Linked DNA regions of Homo sapiens: region 1 is linked to region 2. Evidence: read pairs that join two places in POLR2A ChIA-PET (ENCODE). Cell type or tissue: Caco-2. All regions are shown on one strand.

Region 1 (4,000 bases), 72 kb after region 2:
AGGGTGGACACTCTCCCCATTGTGTGACCCCGAACACGGCACTGACCCCAGTGGCCCCCTTCCTGCCTTGGAGGGAGCCAGGCCATACTGGCTGGCCTGACACTGGCTGCGGGCCTCAGCAGGCCTGCCCCCGGGCTAGGGCCACATGGGAGGGGCGCCTGGTTCCTGCGATGGTCCGGGGACGGGGATCCTGCCGAGATGCTGGGCTTAGGCCATCTCTGAGGCACAGCAAGCTCAGGCTCTGAGTTGAATGGGTCAGGTTTGAATCCTGACACAAGTCCCAGACCTGTGACCTTGGGCAAGTGACCTCTCCCCTCTCAGCCTCAATTTCTGCACCAGCCAAACAGTGATGATCCTACCTGCTGGGCAGGGTCATAAGGCTCACAGGCAGCCACAGCTGCACCCACTCTTCTGGGGCACTAGGCACGAGGATGCTGGCTCTGGCGCTGAGCTGTGCTCATGCTGGGCAGGGACCTGCTCTCACTGATCGCCACAGCAGTTTCTCAGGAGCCCCTGCCAGCGTCCCTGGTCCCGGCTCAGGTAGGAGCACAAGGGTGTGCTGGCTCACAGACTGCACCCCCCGGGGCCATTTCCACCCACTCAGCAGGAAGTGCCTCAAATAAGGGCCGTGCTGGTCTCTACTGCCGCTCCGGGCAGACGCAGGCCATGGCCACCTGCCGGCAACAATGGCACACAGTGGCGGCACCACCCCGCCTGCTGCCTGCGGGCCTTGCCCGGAGAAAAACCAGGGCCATACAATTAGGTGTTCAAAGTCTCTCATGGGCTCCTGGACCCCAGCTGGAGCTGCCATTGAGCCCAGAGCAGGAAGTGAAAAGTTGTCCCGATACCCTCGGACCAGGGCCGAGGCTCCTGCCGGCATTACTGGGAGGAGCTGGGTCCAAGGACACTGCCCTTGGCAAACACTGGAGCCGTCCGCAATTCCCCAGGGGAGCAAACGTGCCCCCATGCCCCTCGGGGCTGTGCCTTCTGCGCTGACCCTGTCTGCAGGTGGACAAGGGGCCCTGGGGATCTGCTCCTTGTGGCAGCGGCTTATCCTGTGCACCAGGACACCCTTCCTTCCAGGATGATGGTGGGGACAATGACCATCCCCTGGCTCCTTCTCTCACCGAAATCTCCTACGATCCCTAATGTCAGCCCCCTTACAGGCGAGGAGACTGAGGCTCAGATTTGGAAGGACCTGACACCAACCTACACAGTCAGAGGCTGCACAGGAAGGACTCACTCCGGCCACCCTCGCCCTCCTCTGTGGGGTTCATTTGGGGAGGGTTGAGGTTCATTTTTGGCTCCATCATTCTGAGGCTGCCATTCTCCAGGCAGCCAGGAGGAGAGGTGGCACTGGGGAGAGGTGGGTGCTGTGGCTCCCCTCGCCCCCTTCCCTGCACCTGCCCCATGCCAGCTGTACCTTTGTCCCCAGGCTCCGAGGCCCGCTTCCTCTTCCGTGGTGGACCCTGCCCGTGCTCCTGGGTGCAGATGCACTCAGGCCCCTCCCCGGTCGTGCTCGTAGTGGCCTCCGCCTGGGAGCTCAGGCCCACCTGGGGAGAAGGGGGTGTGGTCACGAGGAGGACTGCCTCCTGGCCCTGCCCTGCTGAGTGTGTGGCCTGGACCCACCTCGCTGCCTGGGGTGTCTGTCTCATCCAGTTCGTCGGACTCTGGTCTCAGCACTTCAGCCTTGCTGGGCTCTGAAGGATGCAGAGTGTGGGGTCAGGCCAGGCTGGTGGCACCGGGAGTCTCCCGAGCCTGCCAGACTAGGATGGGTGGAGCCAACTCTGCAGATGGGGAAACTGAGGCACGGAGGGCCAAGTGACCTGCCCCAGGGCACTGGCTGACAGGAGGCCGACTGGGGTTTGGGCCCAGGCCTAGTGTCCCCATCAGTTGGGGTTCCCGCCCCTGGCTTGGATGCTGCATGATGGGGCACTCACAGCCTGCTTGCCAGCCCTAATTGCTAAGGTGCTTTTCCCCCTCACTGAGTGTTGTTAGAGAGGCTCCTGCCAGGCCCTCGGCTTCCTCCGGTGTCTGCAGGTGGAAGAGCCAAGCCCTGGAGCCTGGGGTTGCCCCGTCAGATCGGCAGGGCAGAGCTGGGCCTGGAGACACCCACTCCTGGTGGGCACTGACCACCACCCTCTCTCTCCGTGGGGAAAACACCTCCCAGCTGGACTCTGACCCCAGGTGCTGACTGTACCTGGGTGGCCGTCCAGGTCAGGCGGCTGTGGGTGGGGAGGCGGCTGTGGGTGGGGAGGTGGCAGAGGCCTCCCTGTGTCTTCATCTTCTGTACTGCCTGGAGAGGACAGGCTGAGCTGGGACCCTGGAAGTGGGCGTGAGGGGTCCTGGGGGGAGGCAAGTAGGTGGCTTGAGTTTATTTGGGAGACTTCCTTGCCGCCAACTCAGCCCTGGACAGCCGGTGGGACCCCTCTTGAGGCTGCAGCTGGTGGAGGGGCCTGCCTTTCCCTTTATAGTGTGGATGAGGCAGCCTCGCTTTCTCCCTGGGAAACAACTTGGTGGGCAGAGGGAAAAGAGCAGCCCGAGGTCTGGGGGGAGGCCGGCCCGGGGTGGGGGACGTGGAGGCTGAGGACCGGGTCTGAGCCAGGACCGGGCTCCTTACCATGGGAGTGGAAGCCTCCTCCTGCTCTGGCACTCTGGTCCCCTTGGTGCCATTGCTGAGTGCCTGGGGACTGCGAGTCAGGGGTCCGGACTGGGTGGGTGGCTCGGGGCTGGCAGTGTGGGCAGCGGCAGGGCTGAGTGACCCATGCTGGCCGGCCGGCTTGGGAGTGTCCTGGCCCCGGGCCCGGCCCCACTCCGAGAGGTCCAGGGGCTTGTCTAGGGCACAGTCCTGCGTGGCTGCAGCCTCTGTCCTCTGGGCGCGGCCCGGGCCTGCAGGCTGTGTGTGCCGCCCTCCAGACAGGCCTGCTGCGGCCAGAGCTGCCCTGGTCCCCTCATTCTCAGGGCCCTCAGAGTCTGAGCCGACTGGTAGGGAGGGCAGCATCTCCCCGGGTGTGGGCTGGCCCCTTGGCCTGACACTGCCTGCCCTGGCCCTAGCCCGCAGCTGCTGCTGGGCCAGGAGCAGGTGCAGTGCCCCCTCCAGGCGAAGGTCCTGCATGCCCGCCAGGGCACTGGGCAGCCCCAGCAGTTCTGTGGGCTCCTCCCAGGCCTCTGCTTCTCTGGCCTTCAGGTCCTGGAGCCGGGGGTCGCTGGGGGCTGCAGCAGGGGCCAGGGGGCTGCTGTGGGGGCTCTGAAGGTGCAGGGACAGGGGGCGGTTTAGGAGGCAGAGCCGGTCCACCTTCGGGGAGAGCTTCGGGGCCTCATGGGTCATGGCGGAGGGCCGGGAGGCCCGCAGGAAGCTGTGAGGGAGGAGAAGCCGAATGACCATGGCTGTGTGGAGCCGTGACCGTCCCAGCGAGCCCTGAGAGGGAGAGACGACAGGCACCCACTCCACAGGCGAGGAAACTGAGGTCCAGAGAGGTGCAGCAAGCTGCATGGGTCCCATGGCAGGTAGTGGAGGGAGGGGAGGCTCAGCCCCCAGCTCTGGAGGCCATGCTGTGTGGACCTGGCCAGAGGTGGCCTGTGGTCTGGGCTCCAAGGTGGGGCCAGATGCCGAGGCCTCCGTGTCTTCTTGGCAGGGACATCGGCCCCCTGCTCCTCACCTGGAGGGTCCTAGCCACCTGTCCACCCTCCACACCCTACTTGTTCTCAGACAATGTCCACATCCCCTGCCCCCACGCCCCAGGCCTGGCCACTCTGGAGGTGTCCACGTGGGAACTTTGCTCCAGGCTGGGTGCCCAGAAAAAGCCAAGCCAGAGAAGTTCAGGGCTGTGAGGGATAATCAGAGGGACTGCCCTGGGACCAGGGGCTGAGAGAAGAGCTCATCTGAGGCTACTCTGGGTGAGGGTGGGGCAGGCGGGCACCTGTCCAGGGAGAGGCCACGCTCATACGCTGGGCTGGGTGGGCTGCTCCTGGCGGGCAGTGGTGGGGGCGTCCCATTGGC
Region 2 (4,000 bases):
ATTCTCCTGCCTCAGCCTCCCCAGCAGCTGGGACTACAGGTGCACGCTGCCACGCCCGGCTAATTTTTGTATTTTTAGTAGAGACGGGGTTTCACTATGTTAGCCAGGACGGTCTCCATCTCCTGACCACGTGATCCGCCTGCCTCGGCCTCCCAAAGTGCTGGGATTAAAATTATAGTTTCTTTAGAAACAATGTCAGGTGTTGGGAAGAAGGTAGAAAGAATGTATCAAATGTCTTAACTTACGCATGAAAGGAGGGTTGTGAGCACGCTTCAGTTTTGTTACTGATAGAAAAATAAAGGTTCAATACTTGTCAAAAATGTAAGAGTAACCACTGGTCAGACCAGAACACAGAAAGAGAGCTTGCAAACCCTCCCCAGAGAGGAAACAGTAGCAAAAACCAAAATCAAAGCACGTTTTCTTGCTCTAACTTGTGAAAGTCAGGAAAGGAAATGTTTCAGCAGAAAAGGAGAAATGATACAAGGGCAGGAGCCAGCCAGAACTGACAGAGGCAAGGACGATCGTGGGGCTGCGCTGTCTCCTTCATGAGATAAAAACCGAAGACGTCAGCGTGACCAAGAGGAAACTCCAGCCATAGCCTCTTGAAAGAGCGTACCTTAAACCAACGCCTCAGACAGGTGGTAAACCGAGAGCTGTGTGCAGGGAGCTGGGGTGGACGCAAACACAGAGGAGTGAGGACGGAAGGCACAGCGGTAACGAGACAGAGGGAAGCTCAGGCATGTCACCCAACGGGCAGCAGAAACGAATCTCTAGGAGCAGGTAACGTGTCCTGGAGGTGAGGGAAGCTAAAACTATTAAAATGGCAAGGAGAATTTGGCAAACCAGAGTCAGAGAGAGACAAAGACTGGATGGAGATACATAGGTAGACTGTGACAGCTCAGAGGGACAGAAATTGAGCAAGGGTACTGTGGGTTTGAAGAGCATAATGAACAAGCCTCCTTTGTTTTTTTTTTTTTTTTTTTTTTTGAAATGGAGTTTCGTTCTTGTTGCCCAGGCTGGAGTGCAGTGGCGCCATCTCAGCTCACTGCAAACCCTACCTCCCGGGTTCGAGCCATTCTCCCGCCTCAGCCTCCCGAGTAGCTGGGATTACAGGCATGCGCCACCATGCACAGCTTATTTTGTATTTTTAGTAGAGACGGGGTTTCTCCATGTTGGTCAGGCTCGTCTCGAACTCCCGACCTCAGGTGACCTGCCCACCTCAGCCTCCCAAAGTGCTGGGATTACAGGCGTGAGCCATCGCACCTGGCCACAAGTCTGCTTTAACATGCCAAATCGGTACTCCATAGAGAACACACATTCCTGTCCAATGTTCCTGGAACAATCTAAAAGTGGTCACATTCTGGATTAGAAACAAAGAAAATCTCAAATTCCAAAAACAAAAGGCAGAAACTGCCAGGCGCAGTGGCTCATGCCTGTAATCCTAGCACTTTAGGAGGCTGAGGTGGGTGGATCAACTGAGGTCAGGAGTTCGAGATCAGCCTGGCCAACATGGTAAAACCCCATCTCTACTAAAAATACAAAAATTACCCAAGTATGGTGGTGGGCGCCTATAATCAGTCCCAGCTACTCGGGAGGCTGAGGCAGGAGAATCGCTTGAACCTAGGAGGTGGTGGTTGCAGTGAGCCGAGATCGTGCAACTGGACGCCAGCCTGGGTGACAGAGTGAGACTCTGTGTCAAAATAAATAAATAAATAAATAAATAAATAAATAAATAAATAAAATTAAAAAATAAAAGTCGTCACATTCTAGGTTAGAAACAAAGAAAATCTCAAATTCCAAAGACAAAAGGCAGAAACTATCAGTGTGCCAAGTCTAACCACGATGCAGCAAAACCAGAACTGCACACCACGAAAAGGACAGGAGGGAAACCTCAGCACCTTGAACAGTGACGGGTTGAAAGAAAATAAAACCCCAAATGATAGACTATTTAAAAAAAACACAGCAATGAGGACACCCCACATCTCAAACTACAAGATACCTAGCCAAAGGTATACTCTGAGGAAAATTTATAGCTTTAAACTAGAGTTTCCCAGCCTCAGGACTACTGACAGTCCAGGCTGGATAACTCTTTGTTATGTGTGCAGGAGCAGTCCTGTGTTGTAGGAGGTTCCCAGCATCCCTAGCCTCTACCCACTGGATCAGTTACATCCATCAATCGTCACAACCAAAAATGTCTCCAGACATCATCGAATGCTTCCTGTGCATCAAAGTCACCACTGGCTGAGAACCACTGCTTTAAGCCTTTTTGTTGGGAATGAAGACAGACTAAAAATAATAACTCAAGAAGCTATTTTAAAAAAGTGATAAATCAAAGAAAGTGGATTAAAGAAATTGAATATTAGAAAGGAAAATCTCTCCTCCCAACTAAAGAAAGAAAAACCTCAGCAGGTCTTATCAAGAGAACTGCACCTGTACTTCGAACAGACCAATAAACTCAACGAACCTCTGTTAGGTCTGATCAACCAAAAAAAAAAAAAAAAAAAAAGAAGAAGAAAGAAAATAAAAATAAAAATAGACGAGAATAGAAATGAACAGAAATTTTAACTTTATAACAGGCCACTGTGCATAACTTTATGTCAATACATTAAAAAATCCAAACAAAATACACAATTTGCTAATACAAATAATCAAACCTGACTTAAGATGAGGAAGAAAACTGGCCAGGCGTGGTGGCTCATGCCTGTAATACCAGCACTTTGGGAGGCCGAGGCAGGTGGATCACTTGTGGTCAGAGTTCAAGACCAGCCTGGCCAACATGGTGAAACCCCGTCTCTACTAAAAATACAAAAAATTGGCCAGGCGTGGTGGCAGGTGCCTGTAATCCCAGCTACTCGGGAGACTGAGGCAGGAGAATCGCTTGAACCCAGGAGGCAGAGGTTGAAGTGAGCCGAGATCGTGCAACTGCACTCCAGCCTGGACGACAGAGTGAAACTCCATCTCAAAAAAAAAAGATGAGGTAGAAAATTGAATACAATAGCCACAGAATACATTAAAACCTTAATTTAAGATCTCTGTTGAAAAACAGGTATCAGAGACCAGGCTCAGTGGCTCACACCTGTAATCCCAGCACTTTGGGAGGCCAAGACGGGTGGATCATGAGGTCAGGAGATCGAGACCATCCTGCTTTAACACGGTGAAACCCCATCTCTACTAAAAGTACAAAAAAATTAGCCGGGCGTGGTGGCGGGCACCTGTAGTCCCAGCTACTCAGGAGGCTGAGGCAGGAGAATGGCGTGAACCTGGAAGGCAGAGCTTGCAGTGAGCCGAGATCGTGCCACTGCACTCCAGTCTGGGCGACAGAGCGAGACTCCGTCTCAAACAAAAACAAAAAAACAAAAAAAAAAGAAAAGAAAAACAGGTATCAGGACTAAAGGGTTTTGTAAGTTTGACCAGACTTTTAACAAGTAAATAATTTCTGTGATTTTTAAACTGATTGGGAGCATAAAAAAGTGTGGATGATTTCCCAAGTATTTTACAAAACCAAAACAATCTCACTTGTGAATTTAGACAAAATAAAATATTGATGTTCAACACTGTGTCCCCATTAGGAAAGACAATACAATTCATTGTAATGAACACATTGAAAGTGAATACTGTACAGCCACAGGTAATTACTGAGTGCTTACTATGGCCCAGTAGCGAAAAGATAAATTGTCAGTTTACACCAGGGATTAGCAAACTAGTCTATGGACTCCTCGCTTGCTTTTGTAAATAAAGTTTTATTGGAACGCCGCCAACCCCACTCATGAATACGCGTTCTATGGCTGCTTGCAAGCTACAGCTGGTAACGGTAGAGCTGAGGAGTTTCCCCACAGGGACCACACGGCCCTCAGTCTATGACATTTACCGTCTGGGCCTTTTCCGACAGTTTGTTGACCCCTGGTTTACACTATTGATGAAAAACTAAACATTTCCACATAAAAAAACCATCACAGAACCAGCAGACAAGAGAATTCCTGGGTAAGGGAGGAGCATCTAC

Evidence for each region. ChIA-PET counts read pairs that join two places held together with the same protein. Peaks named below come from ENCODE experiments on the same cell type or tissue, not always from the same donor. Only the 100,000 strongest peaks of a DNase experiment are listed, where the experiment ranks them.
Region 1: POLR2A ChIA-PET joins it to region 2 with 5 read pairs; 2 of 35 experiments call an interaction of 5 or more read pairs at or near these places.

What each region holds. Positions count from the first base shown.
Region 1 is chr20:62,411,201-62,415,200 of GRCh38, forward strand. RBBP8NL (RBBP8 N-terminal like) reads right to left here. Exons shown (of 14, transcript NM_080833.3): 9 at 3,921-4,000; 10 at 2,621-3,356; 11 at 2,201-2,345; 12 at 1,630-1,700; 13 at 1,424-1,553. Among named protein-coding and RNA genes, the nearest start is that of CABLES2, 5.9 kb to the left of the region's middle. In Caco-2, no CTCF peak of the experiment used is centred here; a DNase peak (open chromatin) is centred at 1,620.
Region 2 is chr20:62,339,342-62,343,341 of GRCh38, forward strand. The region is part of intron 11 of LAMA5 (laminin subunit alpha 5); the gene reads right to left. LOC124904946 (a long non-coding RNA gene) reads left to right here and starts at 633. Exons shown (of 2, transcript XR_007067699.1): 1 at 633-780. RefSeq lists an enhancer at 693-822. In Caco-2, no CTCF peak of the experiment used is centred here; no DNase peak of the experiment used is centred here.